Linked DNA regions of Homo sapiens: all the other regions are linked to region 3. The links are chromatin loops, found by intact Hi-C in ENCODE. Cell type or tissue: K562. All regions are shown on one strand. Region 1 has its middle 19 kb from the start of PDIA6. Region 2 has its middle 13 kb from the start of E2F6. Region 3 holds the start of LOC100506405 (a long non-coding RNA gene).

Region 1 (8,000 bases), 850 kb after region 3:
GTCCAGGATGGAGTGCAGTGTGGCTCGATCTTGGCTCACTACAAACTCTGCTTCCCGGGTTCAAGTGATTCTCTTGACTCAGCCTCCCGAGTAGCTGGGATTACAGGCGCCCGCCACCACGCCCAGCTAATTATTGTATTTTTAGTAGAGACGGGATTTCACTATGTTGCCCAGGCAGGTCTCGAACTCCTGACCTCAAATGATCCGCCCGCCTCGGTCTCCTAAAGTGCTGGGTTACAGGCGTGAGCCACCGCGCCCGGCCCCCTCTCTAAGTATTGTGATTTCATAGGATCCCCTGGCGGTCCCATGAGGGAGACAGGGCCACAGCCACTGTCCCCATTTGGCAGCTGAGTGAAGGTGGAGCTCAGAGGTGGATCCAAACCCAGGCTGGGTTTCCTCGTGGGTCGGAGATGTCTGCTTTACTTTTATTAAAACATCGTCCCGATCTGGCACACCTAAAGCTGTGTATCCGAGTGTGCCGGGCCGGCTCCCTGGGCCCCACCTGCCTTCAGGCCTCCAGCTCTTGCCTGCAGCGACCCCTGGTGGGTGCGCCGGCCTCGTCACCTCCAGGCTGGGGACTGGGCTTCCCCGGAGGCCGCACCTGGAAGGAATACGCCCCGGATAAGGCCCGCGATGGAAACGGAACCCGGCTGGCTCACTGCCAGCGGCCTGGTCAAGAAGGCGGGCTCCGGAGCCCGACTGCCGGGGGTACTTGCCCACCTCACCCGCCTGCCAGCCCTGTGTCCCTGGAGTCCCCAGCCTTTCCACCATCTCAGGCCTGGGATGGAAACAGCACTTCCTGCAGATGGCTTGGGAGGCCTGGAAGGACGGTTCAGGTAAAGTGCACCGCCCGGGGCCGAGCAGCGGCCACAGTACACACACAGGCGCTGGTGCTGCTCCTTGCTGTAGGCCCGCCCCACCTGTTCATGTTCATCAACCCACGCTATGAAATTAGTTCACTCTACGCCAGGCACAGTGGCTCATGCCTGTAATCCCAGCACTTTGGGAGGCTGAGGCAGGTGGATCGCTTGAGATCAGGAGTTCGAGACCAGCCTGGCCAACATGGTGAAACCCTGTCTCTACTAAAAATACAAAAAATTAGCCGGACATGGTGGTGCGTGCCTGTAATCCCAGCTACTAAGGAGGCTGAGGCAAGAGAATCTCTTGAACTTGGGAGGCGGAGGTTGCGGTGAGCTAAGATCACACCACTGCACTCCATCCTGGGCAACAGAGCAGACTCTGTCAAAAGAAAGAACGGAAGGAAGGAAGGAAGGAAGGAAGGAAGGAAGGAAGGAAGGAGGGAAGGAAGGGAGGGAGGGAGGGAGGGAGGGAGAGAAATTAGTTCACTCCACAAACACATCAAGTGTCCCTTGTGTGTCTGAGGCAGGGAAGGGAGGAGACCTGCCTCTTAGTGTTCATAACAAAGAAGGACCTGGACCCTCCCAGGCCACAGGAGCCTCGGCCTGCATCCAGGCCACAAGGGTTTACTAAGCACCCTGTCAGTCCTGCCAGGCGCTCAGGGACCAATGAGATCCCACCTCTGGGAGTCACTGCAGCCCAGAGGGGTGAGGGGCAGTGCCACAGAGAGGCCAGGCCTCCGTGGAAGGAGGGAGGGAGGGTGGCCAGCCCCAGGGAGGGAGGGAAGCCTCACAGGAGAAGGGCACACGTGTCCAGAATGTTCCCTCTCCACAGAGAGGGTCTTTCTCTCCAAAGCACACTGCTGCAGGCAGCATCCGTGGCCCACATAGAAAGAGGCTCGCCTTTGATCCAGCCTGAGAGGTTCCCTTTTTTGTCTCTGCTCAGAAGCGCAGCCTGAAAGGAGAGTGAGGCACTGCCTCCTTTTGAAATCATGCAATTGCTGCTGAGACCCCAAAGAAAGATACAAATTCACTGGGATCTTTCCCCAGATCTGCGTTGCTCTCACTGTAGAAGCTGTTGGGACTTTGCAACAGTATTTAGAAAACACCTAATGCCCAGTTTAAATCTTCTTCAGAAGTCTGGGGATGGGGGAAGGGAGAGGAAATTATTTTAGAATTCCGCTTCCGTGTGGCAACATCCAAAGATAAGAGAAACACAGAGAGCACTGGTGGGACCTGGGAGGAGGCAAAGATTTCTCTAAACAAGCGTCTGGGGCTTCCAATAACCAGACACTGGCTGCCACTTCAGGGTCTTGGCACCTCGAGCTCCAAGCTCCACTTCCAGACACTTGATGGCTTCCAGCCCTGGGGATGTCATTTAACCTTTCCAGGCTCGATGTCCACATCCACTTAACTTCATACATCTCCCTGCAGAGCCCACTATACAGCAAGTACATGCCCTGGAATCCAGGCCCTGCCTCCGGGAGTTCCAATCTGTGTATGGGTATAAGAGGGATGTGTCTCTATTCATAGGGGCTTACAAGGCTGGTGCCAACCATACTGGCACTCTGGAAACTTCTGAGAAGGGGCTCAAACATGTTCTGAGGAGAGGGCCCAGCCGCCTCTACCTGGCAGAAGTCAGGGAATGAGCCCGCTGTGGGTTTTTGAGGTTCTGGGGGCCACTCCCCTTGGCTGTGAGGCTTATTACCCCACTGTGGTGATGGACTGAAAACCCCCAGAGGGGGTGGGGACACACCAAGCTCAGAGACACAGCAGCAAAGTGGGGGCCTGAGAAAGCTGCCTCCCAGGCCTGCTGATCGGGAAATTCCAAACGGGAAAGGATGATTAACAACTGCGGGAGCCGGAGGAGGGGAGAGGAGAGGGACCGGACAGGGAAAAAGACCCCAGATCCTGGGCCTGCCCGAGGGCAGGAGCCAGCCTGGCCAAAGTGAGACTAGAGGCCACACAGACATGGGCCCCTTCCGCGGAACTGGCCTGTCGAGGGAGCGGGGCTGTCCCTGACACAGAGCCTGGGCTCTACATGGACACCTGTCCAGGCAGGGGAGGGGATGCTTTCTGACTGCTCTGCCTCTGGGAAATGGGGACTCCTGGCCTTTCTCCATGCCCCAATATCATCTGTGAGCTCCCTCCCACCCATCACTTGGCCTTTTAAGGAGAGTGACCCCAGAGGGCTGGAGTTCTGGGAGCCTCCAGAGTCCCGGCTTCTGCGGGTCTCAGTGGCTGGGGGGGCGGGGGGTGGGACCAGCGCTGGCCTCGACCTTGCCTTTTCTGCGTCCGCCAAATGTCCCTGGGGGCCCAGGTGATCCTCACCGCCTCCTTACCCTGTTCCTGTGGCAAGCCACAGCCTGGCCTCCAAGCCAGCTGCCCCTCCCCTCAGGAGATGCCTCATCTGGGGTCGCCCTCTTCTGCCCTGGACCCGACCTCCTGGAAGGAAGACCGAGGCGGGAGATGCTGACTGCAGGATTCAGCCAGCCCAGGGCCTGAGCCTGGGCCCTTCGGTCCACCACAGCCCCGATTTTTTAGTGTAAATATTGTATCTAAGTACAGCACATACAGAGAAAAGCGCACGAGTCCTGAGCGCACAGCTCAAATCCCACACGCATCCCCGCAGCAGCCTGCGCAGAGCAAGGGCAGAGCGCCCCCTTGCGGTCACTTCCTGTCACTACTCAACCGAGGGTGCCCGCTGCAAGGTTAGGTCTCCTGGCCTCGTGCTTCAAACAGGAATTAATAGAATCCCACCAGGTGGTGTTTGTGAGGCGTAGATGGCGAGGATATCTGCAGCTGCAGTTTGCTCATTCTCACGGCTGCACTGCATTGCACTGTGTGAGCAGAACACAATTTATCCTTCCACTGCTGATGGGCATTTGGGCGGTTTGCAGTTTGGGATCTGGCCAGTTCTGCTGTTGTGAGCATTCTTAAGCCTGCCTTTCGGTGAATTCACACGCCCGTGGGGTGAGTATGTGCCTGGGGTTGGGATGCTGGGTGGGTGTGTTCCAGTTCAACATTGCTGGCAGGATTGTTGTCTATTTCACTCCCCGCCATATTCCACCACCTCGAATTGTGCCTGGAATATCATAGGTGCTCAGTAAATATCTGTTGAAATGAATTCTCTCCTCTTTTTTTTTTTTTTTTTTTTTGAGACAGGGTCTTGCTCTGTCACCCAGGCTGGAGTGCAGTGGCACCATCATAGCTCCAGGGGACCCTGGCTTGCCCGCCTCTGCCCTCAGCGCCCAGCAGAGAGCCTGGCACATGAGGAGAGAGAGGTTTGAGGGGAGAGGAAGGAGAGGACATTCACACCCCATGACTGGCTGCCCAAGGCAGGACAGCAGGGGTCCAGGAAGGTGGCTGGGAGGAGGAGGATGACTACGGCCGGGAGCTGGGTTCCGCTTGGAAACTGCATCCTGTCAGGCCCTAGAATCTGTCAGACACACAATCACGCGATGAAGGAGACGTTGGTATCAATTAACTCGTGTTCAGTGAAGGCCAATCCTGTCCAGTGAGCAGATTACTTGTGTCTGCCAGGCAGGGTGTGGAGGCGAGGGGCACATCGTAGCTGGATCTGAAAGCTGCTTATTGCACCCAAATCAGCAGCTGACGACACCTCCCATTCAGGCTACCCAGAGGTCTGACCGATGACCTGCCCCTGCCCCAGGATGTGGGGCTGCCGGGTGAAACGCAGTCTTAGCAGCTGCAAGGGAGGGCTCCAGCCACCATGCCAGAAGAGGCTTACAGGGAGAAGGAGCCGGAGAAGTAATGTGACCAGTGCCGCTGATTCTTAGTGAGCTGAGCAGTTTTGTCAGGTGGGGGCCACCCTCAGAAACAAGCCAGCCTGCGTTTCCCCGAGTCAAGAGAGTGCCGTAGACTACAATGTGCACGGGCCCGGGAGGAGGGCAGCGCCACAGCCCTGGCCACGGGGTCAAGGGGAAGGCTAAGTAGGTGGGGGCAAGTGGTCACAGCGCTCATCAACGCCCGCCCTATCACAGTAGACTCATCTGCGGCTCCAAGTGCCAAGGGTGAGGCCAACCCAAACCCACTGCAGTCAAGGAATCCCGGAAAGAGAGAAGGGGGGTCTCACCAGCGGCTGGAAGCAGAGCGGAGTCCGCTGCGCTCCCACAAGGGCCCTCCCCGCCAGCCCCTGTGGCTCAGGGACAGTGAGGGGCTGGGCCGGTGCAGGAGGGAGCTCATTTCTCCCTAGGAGGGAGACAGAGAGGCTAAGTGGGGAGGAACTGAATGTTCTGAAAAGCTGACGTGGCCAAGCGCCCAAGGAGACCACAGAAGTGCCCCGTGTGCCTCCTGAGCCACCAGCCGGCGGGGGTGGCACCAGGCAGACCTCAGCTCCAGCCCACTCTGCGCAGGTGGAGTCCCCGTGTGTCCAGGGGCACAGCCACGCCCGCGCAGGGGGTGACCCGAGGGCCTGGAGGGGCAGTTCAGTTCAGCTCTAAGTCTGAGGCCACATTCTCCCTATTTCCTTGAACTAATTTCTCACTTTAACTGAAGACTTAAGTATCTCCTACAAAATTGCTTTGCCCTCATGGGCTGGGTTTTGGATTTTATTTTTGAGAGAGTGAGCTCCAGAAAACAACTTAGAATCCTCTTTTGTCCCTTGGCTGCACTCCCCAGGCCGCCAGGGAGGAAAGGCCCTGCTGCTTCCTGCAAAGGCTCTGGGTGCCACCCCATGTCCCTGCAGACGCACTCCTGCCCCATAGCTGTGCCCGCAGGAAAAGGTGCCCGAGAGAACCTTGACCCTCTGGCCAGAACCAGGCAGGCTTGCAAACTCACTGAGTTCCACCAGTTCAAACACAAGCATTCAGCCAAAACAAATGGAGAACTGATAGGCACGGAGGTCCACAGCATATTATTCACGGATGCGTTCATTCATTCCAACATTCATTCATTCATTTTCCCAGGCCGTGCTAGGAGCTGGGACACAGCCCAGTCCTGGCCCCTGTCTTGAAGCTGCGCACCCACACTGGAGGGGCAGACACAGGCACTGCTTCTACATGCGGGTGCAAGGAGGCAGTGTGGAGCAGGAGCGGCCCCTCTACCTCCCAGGGCCTGGGGTGAGGAAGCTTCCTAGAAGGGCTGCCATGGCTTAAGGGTTGAGTGTCAGCCAAGGTAGTGGGGGGCAGAGAAGCATCCTAGGCAGAGACAGCCAGAGAGCAAAGTCTTCCATGCAACACGCTTGAAGAACTTGGGCATGGCGGGAGCACAGAGGACAAGCCCTGCCACCTCGCGAAGGCATGTGGACTTCACAGTGCCGCCACGGAGAAGCTGAGGTTTGATTTATGCCACTTTTAGGTGGTCAGAGGGACTGTTTGACCCGACTTCTCATCCTTAGAGGAATCCAGGGATGGACTTCAGAGCTCACCTCCAAAAGAGATTGGAAATGTAATCACGTACAGTGTCAATATGTACACCTACTATGTACCCACAAAAAATTAAAAATAATAATTAAAAAAAGAGGCTGTTGCAATAGCCCAGGCCAGAAATTCTGGGACCTGAACTAGGATTTGTGTGGAGAGGAGAACATGCCACTTAGGTTTCAAATTTGGCAGGATTTGGTGATTGACTCAGTGAAAGGCAGAAAAATTGTTTCTAATCTCCACCCCCCAACACCGTGCCTTCTAACAAGGGCAGTTCCTGGTAAGGACAGGATCTTTTGATTGGAGAGCAAAAAGTCAACACCCTTGGTTATTATGGCTTTTGGCCAAATTATAGGCAATAGCAGGCAATGGAAGGAGGAAAATGAGAGTCTGGAGAAGCAGGGCAGAGCCCACCTGCTCAACTAAGAGAGGGGACAGGGCTGTGAGGCACGGGTGCTCCTGAAGCTGAAGAAGCCAACAGCGCTGGGAGCTGCCTGGGGGCGGGAGGTGTCCATGAGCCAGGATTCTGGGTATGAGTGGCCCAAAAGAGACCCTGGGAGAGAGGACATCAGGGGAACAAACAGCTGAGGAGGTGGGCATGACACAAACCCTTCTCCCAGCCCAGAGCCTCTCCAAAAGCTCAGGCCAGATATCGCCCTTTTCACAACACCGGGTAAGCAGATTCTCTCTTGGGGAATGAGAAGGGCACGAAGACCTGTTGAAGCCAGTGCAATCCTGGAAAGTGCCTGGACAGCACCCCAGAAGAGAGGGTGACCTGGGTCACTGAAGACGGGGTGGGGGATAACACTGTTAACGTGATGATACATCAGCTGTCCCCAGACCACACCAGCATCTGGAGTGAATGAAGCGGGCACCCTAGCAGGCAAGGAGGAAGCCCTGCTTTGCTGGTCATGCATCCCAGGCTTCCGGAGTGCCCCTGGGAATTTCCGAACACATCCATGCACTTGTGACCCGGGGGCCAGAGCCAGGGGTCATTTGGCTTTGTGCCCCCTCCAAAGCAGGGGTTTCCAGTGTAGCACATTTGTGCCCCAAATTCTCAGAGGTGTTTTATTCGCAGCGCCTGTCCTCAGAAGAATCAGACATGATCCAAAGGGGGCTGGTAGGGGACACTGAGACAGCAAGGCTGCACCATGCCCAGTGTCGCCTGCCCCGCACAGGCTAGCAGGAGACTGGCACTGTGCTGCCCCTTCGTCCCAGCTGCCATCTGCATGGGCGGAAGAGTGCCCTGGGCCCTGGTGGTGCAAGGAGGGCGGGAGACAGACCCTCGCATTCCTCTGGTCTCAGGGTCGTGGGCCTGGGTGGAGGGGGCACACACCCTACTGGAACAGGGTGCTCCAGGCTGTGCCCATGGCCTCGACACTCTGCACTTCTTAAAGGGGAAATGACAAACGGCAGCCTGTTATTTCTCTTCCTCACCCTCTGAAACTACTTCCTGCCCATTGAATTTCTGATACATTTTAATTGAAAAATTGATATACAGATAAAGCAAATTGGGGGTAGGTTGGAATGAATAGTTGGAGCACAGAGGATTTTTAGGACAGTGAAACTACTGTGTCTGATACTATAAGAGTAGATGTGTGTCATCTCCATCTGTCCAGACCCATAGAATGCACAACACCAAGTGTGAACCCTAATGTAAACTGTGGGCTCTGGGGGATAATGAGGTGTCAATGTAGGTTCATTGTAACAAACATGCGGGCTGCTGCGGTGTGGGATGTTGATAGTGGGGAAGGCTGTG
Region 2 (8,000 bases), 200 kb after region 3:
GACCTGGCCCCGGCCCCGGCCACGGCGCGGGGCGCTCGGCAAAGCCCGGATCTCCGGAACCGCGGCCAGCGCGGAGGACTCGACCCCTGACACTGGCCGCCCCCTGTGGTCCACTTCTCCGGGTCTTCGGGACGGCCGCGGAGGAGGGCCGGGCGGTGGGCTTGGCTGCCCCAGGACCTCCGCCGGGGAAGGGTCGGGGGAGGGCGCGGGGCCGGAACCCCTAGCGGCGGCCGGCGATGGGTGGAGGTGACAGGGACAGAGGGGAGCCCCCTGCGCCCTCCCACCCGGGTTCGCGCCCCGGGCCTGGAACCCCAGTCTTACCCTGTCCCGCCCGCCCTCCTCCCCAACAAAGACGCGCTCCCCCACTCCCGTGCCCGGCTCCCCGCGACCCAAGGAGGGTCACCGTGCGGGGCTGCCCCGCCAGCTGACCCTGCCCTGGCGGCTGCCGGGTCCCTTCCCGCGCCCACCTGCGTGGGTTCAGAAAGATGGACGGAACCTCGCACCTGAGCGCCCAGCCCCGGCTCCGCGCGCCGTCTGCGCTCAGCGGTGTCGCCGTCCTCCCTCCTCTTACGGGGGCTGCCCTCCCTGCAGCAGCCCTGTCCCACCCCCGGGCCCAAGCACCCCGACATTCCCGCGGGGTCACACTGGACATCCCCTCCGGTGACAGGGCACTTAGCGGGGAAGAAGATCTGGACAGAGGTTGGGAGACCCCTCGGAGGAGCGAGGTCATTTTGTCACTTGGGAACGCAGGCGCCCAGACGGGACACGGCAAGGCTGTGAGGCAGCAGGAGTGGAGCCCAGGCTTCCGGACAACTCCACCCCAGGGGCCCCCGGATCCCCACGCTCGGCCGCCGGGACTGAGCCCGACCGAGCGCGGTGACCGGGGGCACCCGCCGCCCTCTCCCCACCGCCGCCGACCGCTCAGGACGCGGAGATTGAGGGACCCGGTCCCCAACAGCTGAGGTCGGCGAGCGGTCCATGAGGGCCCAGCCTGAGGTCAAGAGAGGAAAAGGAAGATTCTGGAACGATGGACCCCTGCGGGTGGAACCCGGCCAGCTTTTCCTGGTGACAGCCAGGTCGGAAAAAATGAGTGAAGGAAGGAAGAAATGAACGAACCTCAAATGAGTCCCTCAGTCCTCACTGGCGGCTGCTGCTGAGGTGGCCCCTAGCAAAGAAGCTGAGACAAGAAACAAAGAGAACTAGAGATTTCTTTTTTTTTCTTTCTCTCTCTCTCTCTTTTTAATAAAAAGACAGGCCCCTGTGTTTTCAGGAGGCAGCCAGAAGCAGAACTGGAGTCAGGAAACCGTCCCTGGGCCCCCTGCCACTCACCCCCAGGACCCACAGTGGGGCCTTGGGCCTAACAGCCACTGTCTTTGAAAACACCCTGAAAAGTCACAGTTCACGAATCTGGGCGGTTAAACAAAAGAAGCCGGGAGTGAGGTTATAGCCCCCAGCACCTGCCAGCACACAGGTCCTCAGTAAAAGTGCATCGTGAGTGAACCCCTGCAGCTCGCCATACTCTGATTGGCAGCACCCTCATTTTCCTTTTCTCATCATGAAATAGCTCAAACACCCGCATTTGACTTTTCTCATTGTGAAATTTTCAAACACACGCTAAACTAGGAGAGTAATGTAAAGAGCCCATGTGCTCAAGAACAAGCCAATCCTAACATCGGGCCACACTTGCTTCAAATGTTTAAGACATGAATATTGCAATACAGTTAAAGCCCCTGGAAGCCTTCCTCATGTCACCCCGAGTACTCTTCCAAAGCATCCCATTCCTGTTTTTATACTATTACTGCATATGCGTGTGTTCATAAGTCATACAGAAGATTTTTACAACTTCCTGTGTGTTCCTGTTTCATTCTGTAACCCGGTCGGTTTGTCTTGTTTTGCTCAAGATTATAAGATCCATCTGATCATCCATATAGCTCTAGTTTATTCATTTTAACTATTAAATAGCATTCCGTTGTATGAGTAGGGCACAAGTCATATATACATTCTTCTGTTGATAGACATTTGAGTTGAGATTATAAAGAAGACTGCAGTGAGCATTCTTGAACTGCATTTATCTTTCTAGGGTATAGCTCATTTCAGCCACTCTAGTAAAAACGTGCAGAATAATGATGTTGAATTAACATTAGCCCAAATGTCTGCTCTATGGTTTGGGTTACTTACTGCAACTGCTAAACCAATAATCACTGTGAAAAATGTCCTTACATTTTTTCCTCTTTACGTTTTGACAGCTGTGTCTTACCAAGCAGATAAAATCCCATAGAACAGAGGTCAGCAAATTTTTCTTAAACGGCAAGAGGCCAATATTTTAGGCATTGCCTTCTAGGATGCAGAGTTGAGGCTTACATAAACCATTTAAAATGTAACTTTTTTTTTTTTTTTTTTAGAGATAGGGGGTCTCGCTCTTGTCACCCAGGCTGGTCTGGAACTCCTCGCCTCAAGTAATTATCCTGCCTCAGCCTCCCAAAATGCTGGGGTTACAGGCACGAGCCCCTGCTCCCCACCTAAATGTAACCTTTTGAGAATGTAAAAATATACTTACTTGGACTGTAAAACAAAAATAAAAAGCAAAAGTTAGTCAACTGAATGGATTTGGCCCCTGGGCTATAGTTAGATTTCCCACTCCTGCTATAGAATAATTCATTACATAAATGAATTCCTTTCTTTAAATAGGCAATCTTTCAATCATGACAAAAGTGTAATTTGGCTCAACAGAAGAATCAAAATGAATATGATGTTACACTGAGGGAAAAATTCCTAGGAAGATGTCCCATACCTTAACTAATTAATACAATGACTTTGAGAGAAACCATTTAATCCTATTTTTGAATATCTATAATGAATTTTAGAAATGCATAAACTCCTACCAACTAAGAATTCATTAGTTGGTAGAACTAATTAATGTAATTCTTTTCTCAGCTAAGAAAACAAATGAGATTCGATGAAAAGTTGTTTATTATTTTCTTATTTAATGAATCACCTCCCCGCTCCTAGTTCATTGATTTAAATACAAGCACACAAGTACAAATGATTATGTTTTTCCTGGAACCTGACCCACTTGTTTTATGTCTTTATTGAACTTGAACCAAAACTTGGAAAAGTCATTTCAAGATAGTTTCTTAAATGAGCTGAATTAGCCCGGTTTAAAATGTTGACAAGAATGGGGCCGAGCTAAAAAACTTTGGTGGCCAACCTGTAACTTGCAAAGGAGCCGTCTCTCTCCAAGCCCATTCAATAAGCAGAGGCCTTCCCCAAAAACGGCGGGGTGGGCAAAGCAGTTAGAGGTGGCTCTCTTCTGACCTTTGTGTCTTTGCCAGCATTATCCTAAAGAATCTCTCTCTCTCTCACACACACACACACACACACACACATTGTTCTCTCCCTCACACATACACATTCTCACACACATTTCCCCCTTACGTGTCTTACGTAACGGTGCATGTGCTATGCATGTTGATTCCGTACACATATCTACTTCCTTAAATGCATGCAGTACTCGTGCTTCAAGCATACACATGGCTCTTTTTCACACATATCCATACTCTCACCCACAAACACGCTTTGTCGCACAAACAGTTCTCTGCTGGATACATATGGTCTGTTTGCACCTGTATTTCTGTTTTGTGCAGACCCAACACTTCTCATACCTTTTTCTTTCTACCATCCACACATTTTCACACCCCTCCACCTAGCTTGCTTAAATTGTCCCAAAATGTGGATGGGAAGGTGCATTCGTTTGCTAGGGCTGCTATAACAAAGTGCTCCAGACGGAGGGGCTTAAGCAATAGAAATCTATTGTCTCCCATTTGGAGGCTAGAAGCCCGGCATTGAGATGTGAGTAGGTTGGTTCCTTCTCATGGCTGTGAGGGAGGATCTGTCCCAGACTTCTCTTCTTGGCTTGTAAATGGCTTTCTCCCTGAGTCTCTCCACATTGCCTTCCTTCTATGCAAATTTTTTTTTTTTTTAGACTGAGTCTTCACTCTGTCAGCGAGGCTGGAGTACAGTGGCATGATCTCAGCTCACTGCAACCTCCGCCTCCCAGGTTCAAGTGATTCTCCTGCCTCAGCCTCCTGAGTAGCTGGAATTACAGGCATGCAGCACCATGCCCAGCTAATTTTTGTGTTTTCAGTAGAGACGGGCTTTCACCATGCTGGCCAGGCTGGTCTCAAACTCCTCACTTCAGGTGATCCATCCGCCTTAGCCTCCCAAAGTGCTGGGATTACAGGCATGAACCACCATGGCTGGCCCCTCTATGCAAATCTGTGTCCAAATTTCCTCTTGTTATAAAGACACACCAGTCATTTGGGACAGGACTTGCCCTAATTACTTCACTTTAGTTTGATTACCTCTGAAAAGATCCTCTCTCCAAATAAGGTCACATCCTGAGGTACCAGTTAGAACTGCAACATATGAATTTTGGAAGGGTCCTGGCACAAATAGGACACAATTTGACCCATAGCAGTAAGGTTCGGGTTTGGCTTGTTTCTGAGTGAGGTTTAGACCAGAAATACTAAACTCCATCTTGATCAGTAGTAAATCTGAAGCCTAGATGTGGCATTTCCTCATTAGAAACCTTGAACTCAAATCCAACTGCACCCCTCTCCCCACCAAGGGAGGGGGTAAGGGAGGGGATAAGATCCTCACCTGGATCTTATCAGGAATACTGGTCACCCAAAATTCAAGGGCTCCATTCAATGGACTCCCTAAGGTGAAAGTGCGCCACCTGGTGGAGAGCACTTTGACTTCACTACACATTTGCAAATGATTGACCAGCTGGTAGCAGCACTACCAAAAGCATCTTGGTTGACATTAAATATTAGATAAAACAGAGGAAGGAATCAGGGGGGCAAAATGAATTTGATGCAACCAATATAGTTCATGGGGTAGTGCCTGAGACGTGAACATTTAATAATCAAGAAGACATTATCTAACAAACTAGATAGTATTTGCATAGAATTCAAGAATAGAAGGTAGTAATTCACCTCTGATGGAACTTTCTTTAAAAATCTGGGTGCAGTGTGGGTGCACACTAGACCTGGGCTCCCAATAACCAAAGAAGATGAAATTATATAAACGTTTGAATGGGAAGAAACTCTGTTGTTCCAATAACATACATAGAAATACACCTTTCTGTCAGGTGTGTAGCAACATTTAAGGACCACCTTCTTGATCTCTAATGGCAGTTACAGAACAAATTACATAGGACAAGAAAACACAAAGGGTAGAAAACAATATCACAGTGGATGTCTGTACCCATCACACTTAACCTCGTCATCCGATTTCTCTTTTTCTCCAAAGAACACCTCTTGGGATTTCATTCTTTAAGGCACGTGATAGTGTGTAATATACACGAGGTACATTATATACATGTTTTGTTGTGTGTTTGTTGTTTTCTGAGACAGAGTCTCACTCTGTCACCCAGGCTGGAGTGCAGTGGTGGCATCATGGCTCACTGTGGCCTTGGTCCCCTGGGCTCAATTGATCCTGCCACCTCAGCCTCCCAAGTATCTAGCAGTACAGGCGTGCACCACCACATCCAGCTAATTTTTGTATTTTTTGTAGATATGGGGTTTTGCCTTGTTGCCCAGTCTGGTCTCAAACTCCTGGCTCAAGCGATTGGCCCGCTTCAGCCTCCCAAAGTAATCCCAAGTAGCTGGGATTACAGGCATGAGCCACCACACCCAGCCTATATACATATATAATATACTTGAATGATTGTAATGTGTCCCAAAATTCATATATACATTTCAGTACCACGTCAGACTTTAAGCTAAAATGATTGAAAACCTTTAATAGCACCAGCAAAGAAAACTACTGTTCTGGCAGTTAGCAGCCTTTGATATAGAGCTTCTTTCTATCCAAAAGAATGTGGATTCTTTTGTTGGAGAAATGTGTTAATACAAATGAACAATGCTGTTTCTTAAAAGCTGAGTGAAAATTTATTTGCTTTATCATAGTTCCATACCTTTATCTCTTGCTAGAAAGAGTTAAGGTAAATTGGTAGGATAATCTATGGAGGACAATTTGGCAATTGCCAATGATCAAAATCACCAATGCATGTATCTCTGACCTGGTAGTTCATTTCTAGCCATTTATCTTTTAGAAATACTCAACCTTAAATGAAGTAACATCTGCACAAGATTATTCTATATTCAGTGTTATTTATAGTAGCAAAATATCGGAAATAACCTAAGTGTCCAGTCTTGGGGTACAGCATGGTTAATTTATGGTGTATACACACAATTCAATACTGTGAAGACATAAAAAAGAGTAAGAAAGGGCCGAGTGTGGTGGCTTATGCCTGTAATCCCAGCACTTTGGGAGGCCAAGGAAGGCGGATCACCTGAGGTCAAGAGTTCGAGACCAGCCTGGCCAACATGGTGAAACCCTGCCTCTACTAAAAATACGAAACAGCAGAGTGTGGTGGTGGGTGCCTGTAATCCCATCTACTCAGGAGGCTGAGGCAGGAGAATCACTTGAACCCAGGAGGCGGAGGTTGCAGTGAGCCAAGATTACACCACTGCACTCCAGCCTGGGCAACAAAAATAAAACTCCTTCTCCAGAAAAAAAAAAAAAGAGTAAGAAAGGTATTTATTGCACTGACAGAGAGCAATCTGCAAGGTATTTTGTTAGGTTGAAAGAAGGAAAAAAATACATTACTAGTGCACTAAAAGGGGGAAGGATAACGTAGATGAACATTTTTGCATAAATATTCTGCAAGAATATCTGAGAAACCAACACAATGATAGTCTCCAAAGAGAGGACATTACTGCCGAGAGACAAGAGTGAAAGGGAGATTTTTCACTGTTACTCTTTTGTGTCTTTTGAATTTTGAGCCATGTAAATATACCTCTTCAAAAAAAAATTTAAAGTTTTTTTGTTTGTGTAATTTGCCTTGACCAAAATTTCTCCAAGGTCTAATGATATTTAAAATTTCTTGGTATCATGAGCCTGAAGCCAATATGATGTGATAATTCTCTGATATTTGACTACTTTCTTTCTATTTTAGGAGAAGGTACTGTAATTTTTTTAATTATGTAAATGATACATGACTACTTAGCAAAACAAAAGATTTTAAGCTTGTTGACTGTATTCCTCTTTCAACACAATTAATTCAAATGAATTTTTGTAATATATACCCCTACCACAGAAAATGCAAAAGAAAAATTGAAATGATTCATCTGAATTATTACCAATGAAACTTTGGTAATTTTTTTTTTTTGAGACACGATCTCACTCTGTTGCCCAGGCTGGAGTGCAGTGGTGCAATCACGGCTCACTGCAGCCTCAAACTCCTGGGCTCAAGTGATCCTCCCACCTTACAGCCTCCCAAATAGCTGGGGACTACAGGTGTGTGCCACCATGCCTGGTTAATTTTTATATTTTTTGTAGAGATGGGAGTCTTATTTTGTTGCCCAGGCTGGTCTTGAACTCCTGGGCTCAAGCAATCTGCCTGTCTCTGCCTCCCAAAGTGCTGGGATTACAGGTATGAGCCACCATACCCGGCCTGGTAAAATCTTTAACAAATTGGCCAGGTGCGGTGGCTCATGCCTGTAATCCCAGCACTTCAGGAGGCTGAGGCGGGCAGATCACAAGGTCAGGAGATCGAGACCATCCAGGCCAACATGGTGAAACCCTGTCTCTACTAATAATACAAAAAAATTAGCTGGGTGTGGTGGTACACGCCTGTAATCCCAGCTACTCAGGAGGCTGAGGCAGGAGAATCACTTGAATCCAGGAGGCGGAGATTGCAGTGAGATGAGATGGCGCCACTGCACTCCAGCCTGGCGACAGAGTGAGACTCTGTCTCAAAAACAAAACAAAACAAAATCTTTAACAAATTATATCTGAACTCTGCAAATTTATACAAGATAAATTATCATCATTATCACAACTTGAGTGCGAGTATTCCGTTTTCCTTACTATTTTCATTTCTGAGAATTCCCAAGGCTAACTATTTTTTCTACAAAACAAAACTAATTTGA
Region 3 (8,000 bases):
AAGAGTTTATTCGAGTAAATGGTTCAAAACCCTTCTCTGCTACCACCTAGTTCAAACCACCATCCCCTCCCACTTGGATTATTGCAACAGCCTCCCAACAGGTCCATCATGTCTGCCCTGCCCCGAAAGCCCAGGAGGTGGGTCCCCTTAACATGACACCCCAAGGTGGGGTCGAGGCCAATGCCTCCATGCTGGCCTGTGCTCCGCCAGCCTCCACACCGCTCTCACACCATCTCCTCCCACTTTTCCCGTCCTCTCAGCTCTGGCCACACTGGCCTCTTGGCATTCCTCAAACCTGCCAAGATGCTTCAGCTTCAGGACCCTTGACACCTCCTGAGGCCTCCGCTCACTCCTCAGCTCCTTCAAGTCTTTGCTCACATGTCACCTTCTCTGTGACCTCCCCAACCTCCCCATTGAAAATTACGTCATCCTCCCGTCTCGGGCTCCCCGTTGCCTTTCCCCATTTTCTTTTTCTCCACAACCCCTCTCCCCATCTGACATGCATGTTACTTAGACACTTGCTTATTCTTTTCTCCCCCACCTGGACTGTAAGCTCCAGGAGGGCAGGATGTTTGTTTTATTCACGGCTCATTTCCAGTGCTTAGAAGAGTGCCGGCCACAGTGTCGCCTAGTGAATATTTATTACTAGAATAAGCAAATGAGTGAAAAGACAATAATCTTTTACAATTTTCATTTCAGGGAGCATGCGTGGTAACTGACATAAGGTTGTCAACTTTTAATCTTAAAAAATGAAAAACAATGGAAGGAAGGGAGGGAGGGAGGGAGGGATGGAAGGAAAGTATTTTTCTTTTCATAAAAGATACTTTAACCTCCCCAAAATAGAAAATGCCTTCTCCCAGGATAAATAATAGTCTTTCCCAGGGAATTTGAATGGGCCAAGTCACATGAACATATCTACCCCACAACATTGTCTTATTTTCTTTGTTCACCACGGGTCAGTGAAAACTTTGGCACCAATACTCCATGCCAACCACCCTCCAGCTCTGTGTTACTCTGGTTCTTCCTTCAAAAACAAGAGAGTTGGGCACAGTGGCTCATGCCTGTAATTCCAGAACTATGAGAGGCCAAAGCAGGAGGATCATTTGAGGCTAGGAGTTCAAGATCAGTTTGGGCAACATAGAGAAACCTTGTTTTTACAAAAACTTTAAAAAAAAATTAGCTGGTTGCAGTGGCACACACCTGTAGTCCCAGCTACCTGGGAGGATGAGGTGGGAGGATTGGTTGAGCCCAGGAGACAAGAGAGTCCATCACCCTGGCTGGCCCTTGCTCTAGCAGACACACCTGCTTACTACGTCAGAAGCAGCCTTGGCACTGGGAAGGGTGGGGGCTCCAGCTCCAGAAGCCAGCCCAGACCCAGAGCTGCCATTCGGATCACAAGAGACAGCGTGATACCTGCCAGAGGTTCACAGACTGTACAGTTCACACTGAATTTTCACTAAATGGATACTTTGCCTGGCAGCTTCTTCTAATCCACCTTTCATGCAGCTGCTATGAGAAAAGTAAGAAGACTCTTCCGAGCTCACCTCACTCACCCCCATGCTGGGCTGGTAAAGCAGCGTCATCAGCCCCAGTTTAAAGATGAAGAGCCCAGGGCTGGGAGAGGCTCAAGGCAACTTGGGCAAGGTCACAGCTCAGTTTAGAAGCAGCAGAGCCAGGATTCCAAGCCAGGGCACCTGGATGACAAAGCCTGGCTTTCACCACACCTGTCCCTTCCTCAGGTGCAGCAGGATGTTCACATAAACACCAGCCGTCCTGGAGGAACAGAGCGGCAGTGCAGGGCAGGGCAGGGCAAATCTGCTTACCTCGACGACCACAGCATTGGGGGGAAGCCACGCCCCATCTTCTCTCCTCTGCATAGAGTCCAGGAGGAGGCAGGAGGCAGGGACAAAGAAGGGCGGACCCGTTACTTCCCAGAGTAAAAGCCATCTCAGACCTCCCTGTTTCTCTTCTTCCTTCTCAGTCCCTCATCCCCATCCCTCACGTTCAACTCCAGGCCATCTGCTCCCAAAGGGCGACTCATGGGCTGCCTCCCTTCAGCCGCTCCCATCTCCCATGTCTGGAGTCATCATTTCAAGTATACCCAGCCCAGCTCAGCCCATTCTCTCACGCTCTCTACCATACACTTGAGCATGTTTAAATATCAGAAGACAAAATGACACATGACGCATTTCATATGATCTGCATTATTTTATGTGGTTCTTAGCTCACTGGCTATTACCGAAATTCCAAATCAAGTGTTCTTCTCCAGCCCCTACAGAGCCTGCAGGGGTGCAGAACCGACACTGACAAGTTAAACGGCAATAATAGGGCGCACCACAGTTTGCAGAGTTATGTGGAGTCACATAATCCATTTGAGCTTCACAATCACAAGCGTCACAAACTGAGTCTCTCAGGGAAGGGACCTTGTTGAAGGCCTTGCTTTAGACACTTGCTCCCCACTCTGGCCCTGACCAGAGGGGTCGGGAAGATTACTGGGGCCCCCAAAGTAGCCGGTGAGAAAGGACCTTTGGGAACAGGTTTGGGTGAGGGAAGCCTACACACTAAGGTGCTTTGGCTTAATAGGTGTGTGCTAAATAGGGTGACTGTTCCAACCCAACACCTATGACAGCAAAAGAGGGTGCATAAATAATTACAGGACAATAGGCGTAAACCTGAGTGACCCGGACAAACAGGGACTTGCGTTCCCATGCGAAGGGTCTGCCCTGGATCGTCTGGGAGACTGTGCTAGGTGCTGTGGGGACACCGAGATGGTGACACCCTCGCTGCCCCGGGGAGTGTGACATTTACTGGAGCAGGAGATAGATAAATACATACTGGGACATGACCACAACCATCTCTGTCACTTAAATGCTATGTTCAGAGCCTTGTCCCCTGCACTCCAACTTTACAGAGGGAAACAAAATCTGTCTGCAGCAGAAAGATGACGATCGCGACGGGAGCTCCTATCCCCAACCACGAACTGAAATGGTATGGAGATGGAGGCATTTGAACTGGGCCTTGAAGGATGACTAGGGCTGTCACCGGTGCTGGGGAGAAGGGATTGAAGATCGGCGTCTGTGCCGGAGGCAGGTTGTGTTCCATCGGCAGCTTGCTACGAGTTCAATCGCAAACATGTAACAGCAGGAGTTTAAGCAGGACTGGCCTGGCTGCTCCCTTGTGACCACCGACTTTGCTCGTGCTCATCCTAATTTCCTGTCACTAAGAAAAGTCACATCAGACACTGTGGTTGGGTTTCCAGGTGGTTTCCTATGTGTAGTGGCAGAGTGTCACCTCCAGGGGGCGCTCAAGGCCTCCCCACGGCTCACCTGCAGGAGGAGTGGGGCAAGCCCAGGACGCTGAGAGGAGAGAGAGGCCCAAAGCCCCGCTCCCCACGGAGGCCTGCAGCTTTCTTCTCTGTTTCCATCTCACCCACAACGAACACCCCAGGCGCCAGTGCCTTCAGGCCGGCCAGAGGTAGCAGCCTCCCGAGAGCCCTCCCAGGACCAGGGGGCAGCCCACACAGGCATTTCAGGGGGTTCGCGGTATGGGAGAAGTGGACCCTTTCCCTGGGTTTGTCTCCACACCCGGCCACCGTCAGGGGCGTGCGCTCCAAAGGTCCCTGTAGAAAGGGGCCCCAGAGGAGAGGACGTCGCCCAGCCTCTGTTCAGGCCTCTGGTTGGTGAAGCCAAATGAACCCAGGTGGCAAACAAAAGCTCTGAGTAGATGGGGCCCCAAGTCCAACCCCCAAGCCTACATGGACTGGAGGTGACAAAATGGGTCCAGGGTCCTGAATGGTCACCTCCCTGGAGACCCAACTAACACGCCTGGCTCAGCACGTCCCAGGGGCAGCACGGGGACGTGGTAGAAGGAAAGAACAGAGCCGACGGGGGTGTACTAGCCTGTTCTCGCACTGCTATAAAGAAATACCCGAACCTGGGTAATTTATAAAGAAAAGAGGTTTAAATGGCTCACAGTTCCACAGGCTGTACAGGAAGCATAGCTGGGGAGACCTCGGGAAACTTACAATGACGGCAGAAGGCGAAGGGGAAGCCAGCACGTCCTATATGGCCGGAGCAGGAGGAAGAGGAAGACAATAGAAGGAGGTGCTACATACTTTTAACCAACCAGATCTCTCATGAGAACAGCAAAGGGAAAGTCGGCCACCATGATCCAATCACCTCCCACCAAACCTTTCCTCCAACACTGGGGATTATAATTCAACAGGAGCTTTGGGTGGGGGACACACATCCAAACCATATCAGGCGGAGAGGTGGGGCCAGCCTTTGAGGGGCCTTGAATGCCAAGCTAAGTGACTAAAGGAAGACTGAACTCAGAGTTCTTCATACAGAGACAAATGCAGGACCTGGCTCCATGCATTTTCCCCTACAGTGCTCTCTGAGTCCACTGGGCCAGTGTAGAGGGATTCAGTGTCTTGGCACCATTGTATTTGCAGTCCAGCCTGTCACCACAGGCCATCTGCTTTCAGGTGTAGTGCTGGTATTAATAATAGCTACCATTTATCAAGCACCTGTGAGTAGTATATAGTTAGGTATTATAAGCTTCATTTTATAGATGAGACAACTACATTTTCAGCAAATCAAAAGTTGTAACTGACAATGCTAGGGTGTGAGTCCAGGCCTCGTGGCCCCCGAACTTTGGCCTTCACTCTGGGTCTTACATATTCGGCCCGTGACTGCCTGCTATCTTTCATAGGCAGGGTGCCTGACCAAGACGAATGTCACCACACACACCCCAACTAAGAAAAAAATAAAGTCCCAACGCCCCAAGGAACAACCCCTGCAGACTTAGCTTTAGGGGAACACACTGTACTCATTCCCCAGCCTTTGCTCAAGCTGACCCCGCAGCTAGAAAGCTCCACCCCCGTCAGCTCTGTTTATTGAAATCCTATTCCTCCTCCAAGGCCAGCTTCTCAGAGAGGCCTCCTCCAGCCCTGCCAGGCTGAATCACTCTTGACCTGTGCCCTGTGAACTCTGTGGCTTGCCAGCTGCAGCCCCACCCATTCCCATTCCACCTTGACCTCCTGCAGAAGAGGGAGAGACCAGGCCTTTCACGCACCGCCCCCAGATCGCCCCGTTACCCCACCACAGAGCTCTGCACACACTCAGGGCCCAGAAATACTTGTGGCGCAGAGACCAAGCCCAGAGTCTCTGGGAATGGCCATGGCCAACAGCACAGGTGATGCTGCCAACTTAGCAGGTGCCTCCGAGGGCTCACGCTGCTGCCAGCTGCCATTTTCCAGCCCCAGGAATGAAAACAGCCCTATGGTGGCTGAGCCACTTTTACGCTTCCCAGAAGCCAGCCAGCCCTGCCTGGGCTTCTGGCCAGGGCAGTCACAGCTCCCACCTCTCCCACCCACATCTCCTGCATCCCCCCTCAGCATTCCTGGACTGCTGTCAGTCCATCGGGGGCCTGCCTGATCTAGGTCCCAGTTTCTCTTCTTTGCTGAAGCCCCAACTCTGGGCCCAGCCCTCCCTGCCATCCAAGGACTAGTCCCAGACTCAGTCCCCAGCAGCAACTCCCAGTGACGCTCCCAGTTTCACGGCTCTGCAGCCACCCTTCAGCAAGCAGGCCAGATTCCTCCAGGTGCAGCACCAGCCTGAGCCAAGGCCAAGGCCACCAGGCCCCTTCAGAAGCAGAGCCTTGCAGGAAGCCAGCTCTGCAGCTTGAGAGGAAGCAGGCCAGACTCCCCCGGCCCCCATCACCCTTCAGAGCCATGGAGGCCTGCCTCCCCCAAGGCAAAAGGCCATGGGCACCGCACAGAGACTGCCGGGGCAGGGGTTGGGGGAATCTAGACCACGGTGGATCAGCCAAGGGGCCTGCTGAGGGTTTTAGCCTGGGGCTTAGTATCCCGTCCATCTGTCAACAAGCGTTTATCAAACACACAGGAAGGTTGTGGGGTTGGAAGAGCGATGGAATACAAGGGGACACGTGGCGGGTTTGACATCCTCTCTGCAGCTTCATTACAAGGAGCCTTCGGTGAAGGAAGCACCACCTCTGTTTACAAAGTCCCCAGGCTTTTATGTTATTTAAACTTTCCTGTATATGCTACATATTCTACAATGAACATGCTTTTATAATCAGAAAAATAATTAATATCCAATAAAACATAAGCAGAAAACAGACATAATATTAAATCAGTATTAAATCCAAACTTCCACATCTGTAGGGAGGTGCAGGAGAGAACGAGGGTTGGACTGGGCCCCAGGAGGCCTGGGTTCCTCTCCCCATCTTCCACCACTCCCCTCCCAAGGTGCTGTGCAAAAGTCCCAACTTCATAGCCTCAGTTTTCTCAGCTGTCAAATGGGAATAGCGATGCTGTGCTCCCCACCTGCCAGGCTTGTGTGAGAGAGATGCCATGATAATAACACCTGCGTCTCAGGCTGGCGAGAGAGTCAGTCCTGCGGGGCATGAGACAGAGCTTCATAAGAGCCCCACCTGTCCACTGGGAAGATGCGAGTGCCATTCTCAGTCAGCACCGGGCAAACTTAAGAGACATTCCAGCAAAGGAAACAAGACAAAGCCATTATAATCCCTGACTAACCACAAAAATGGTCTACTTAATCTGAGTGTGGGTGTCATTCACCTGCACGGGGCTCCCGAGAGAAGGTCCTGCTCCTGTCCCCATCATGTAGAGGGATGTTGTGGACCAGCCTGATGTCTCTCCCCTGCAGGCCTCCGGTCCATTCAGGAAATACTTGCCCAAAGGGCCAAGCTGCAAAACAGTGCAGAGGTGGGAGCAGGATCCACGCCTCCTTTCTCCCTAGAGAGCCCTCACTGCATTGCCGCCTGGACACCAGCCCCAGAAGGACCTCTTGTCCCTGAAGGAAGGCACTGCCCTGAGGATGGAGCTGACTGAAGTGACAGGCGACAAGTGCTTGGGGTCCAGCAGCGGGAGGTTGGCCTGCCTCGCCACTCTATCCCCCTAGGATGCAGAAAACCCCGGGTCTCCCTGCCCCCTAAGCATGCTGAACCCTCTCTCACTGCCATCTCAGCCTCTGCAGCTGAGGACCACAGCAGGTGTCCCCGACGCACCATTTGGAGCAGTGGTTTGACACATTATCCTCACTGCAGCCCAACCCCCTGGCCTCTGGAAGAAACTGCAGGGTTCTGAATTCTAGCCCAGGCCCTACCCTCGGGACTCACTGCCACTCAGGGTTATTCGAACGCCCTCCACTCCTGCTTTGGGCTTTTTTGTGAAAATAACTACTTTTGTGCAACAACAGCAAAAAAGCCTTGGCTGCTAGGATGAGATCTGAAAAGGGCAGTAGGGACAGCCGCTGGCTTTGGGGTCCACAGAAGCCCCACAGCACACACAGCATGTTATTGGAGACAGCACTGGTTAAATGACCACATTGGAGGGGTCCCTTCAACTCTCCACACCTCGCTTCCTGGCCTGCACACAAACTGGACAGACAAGGATGTTCTAGCAGAGTGCCTGATGGGCTGGAGGCACTCACGAAGCTCTGAAGTCCCATTTTGAAGATTAAGCAATCACTATGCATTTTCCATCCAAGGCAAAGAAAAAAGCCTTTAATTCTTGAATAAGTTCTACAGCCTCCTCTATAAATGCAGCCTTCTGAATAGGAGCCTGTGAGGAGCAAGCGGGGCCGGTCACCTATCTGGGGAAGCGTGAATGCACAAACCCATCCCGAACAAGGCGCTCTGGGCGCAAATGTTCCCCGGGTCCCATCAGTACGCGGGCACCTGGGGATGGAAGGAGGAAGAGCAGGGGCTGTGTTTGCAGATGGCCACATGGCCGGCCCTTACCCATGACCAAGCCGAGTCTGGGGAGCTCTTGCCCTGCGAGGTCTCCCAGCTGGAGCTGCGAATGCCGTCCTGTTCCCCCATGGCCCGCCCTGTATGGTGCTGTCTGCCTCCTCACCCAGCATCAGGAGAGAAATGTCCCCCGGCAACACCGGCTCAGAAGCTGGGAGGCTGGGCTGGGTGACACTGGAGCCTGGGCAGGCGGTGCTTCCCTT

Evidence for each region. Hi-C counts contacts between places; a loop is a spot of excess contacts. Peaks named below come from ENCODE experiments on the same cell type or tissue, not always from the same donor. Only the 100,000 strongest peaks of a DNase experiment are listed, where the experiment ranks them.
Region 1: a loop joins it to region 3, with 6 times the contacts of the local background. A loop is called at or near these places in 2 of 110 quality-filtered maps.
Region 2: a loop joins it to region 3, with 5 times the contacts of the local background. A loop is called at or near these places in 45 of 110 quality-filtered maps.

The regions. Positions count from the first base shown.
Region 1 is chr2:10,828,032-10,836,031 of GRCh38, reverse strand. It overlaps a transcript of PDIA6 not described here. Among named protein-coding and RNA genes, the nearest start is that of PDIA6, 19 kb to the right of the region's middle. RefSeq lists enhancers at 267-767, 4,402-4,902. In K562, CTCF peaks have their summits at 540 (motif pointing left) and 3,527 (motif pointing left); DNase peaks (open chromatin) are centred at 541 and 3,551; H3K27me3 peaks cover 4,780 bases.
Region 2 is chr2:11,474,849-11,482,848 of GRCh38, reverse strand. No RefSeq gene overlaps it. Among named protein-coding and RNA genes, the nearest start is that of E2F6, 13 kb to the right of the region's middle. In K562, a CTCF peak has its summit at 4,747 (motif pointing left); a DNase peak (open chromatin) is centred at 4,738; H3K27me3 peaks cover 1,420 bases.
Region 3 is chr2:11,677,517-11,685,516 of GRCh38, reverse strand. LOC100506405 (a long non-coding RNA gene) reads right to left here and starts at 4,092. Exons shown (of 2, transcript NR_187639.1): 1 at 4,025-4,092; 2 at 2,194-3,326. It also overlaps a transcript of LPIN1 not described here. RefSeq lists an enhancer at 2,972-3,612. In K562, a CTCF peak has its summit at 3,293 (motif pointing right); a DNase peak (open chromatin) is centred at 3,336; H3K27me3 peaks cover 6,491 bases.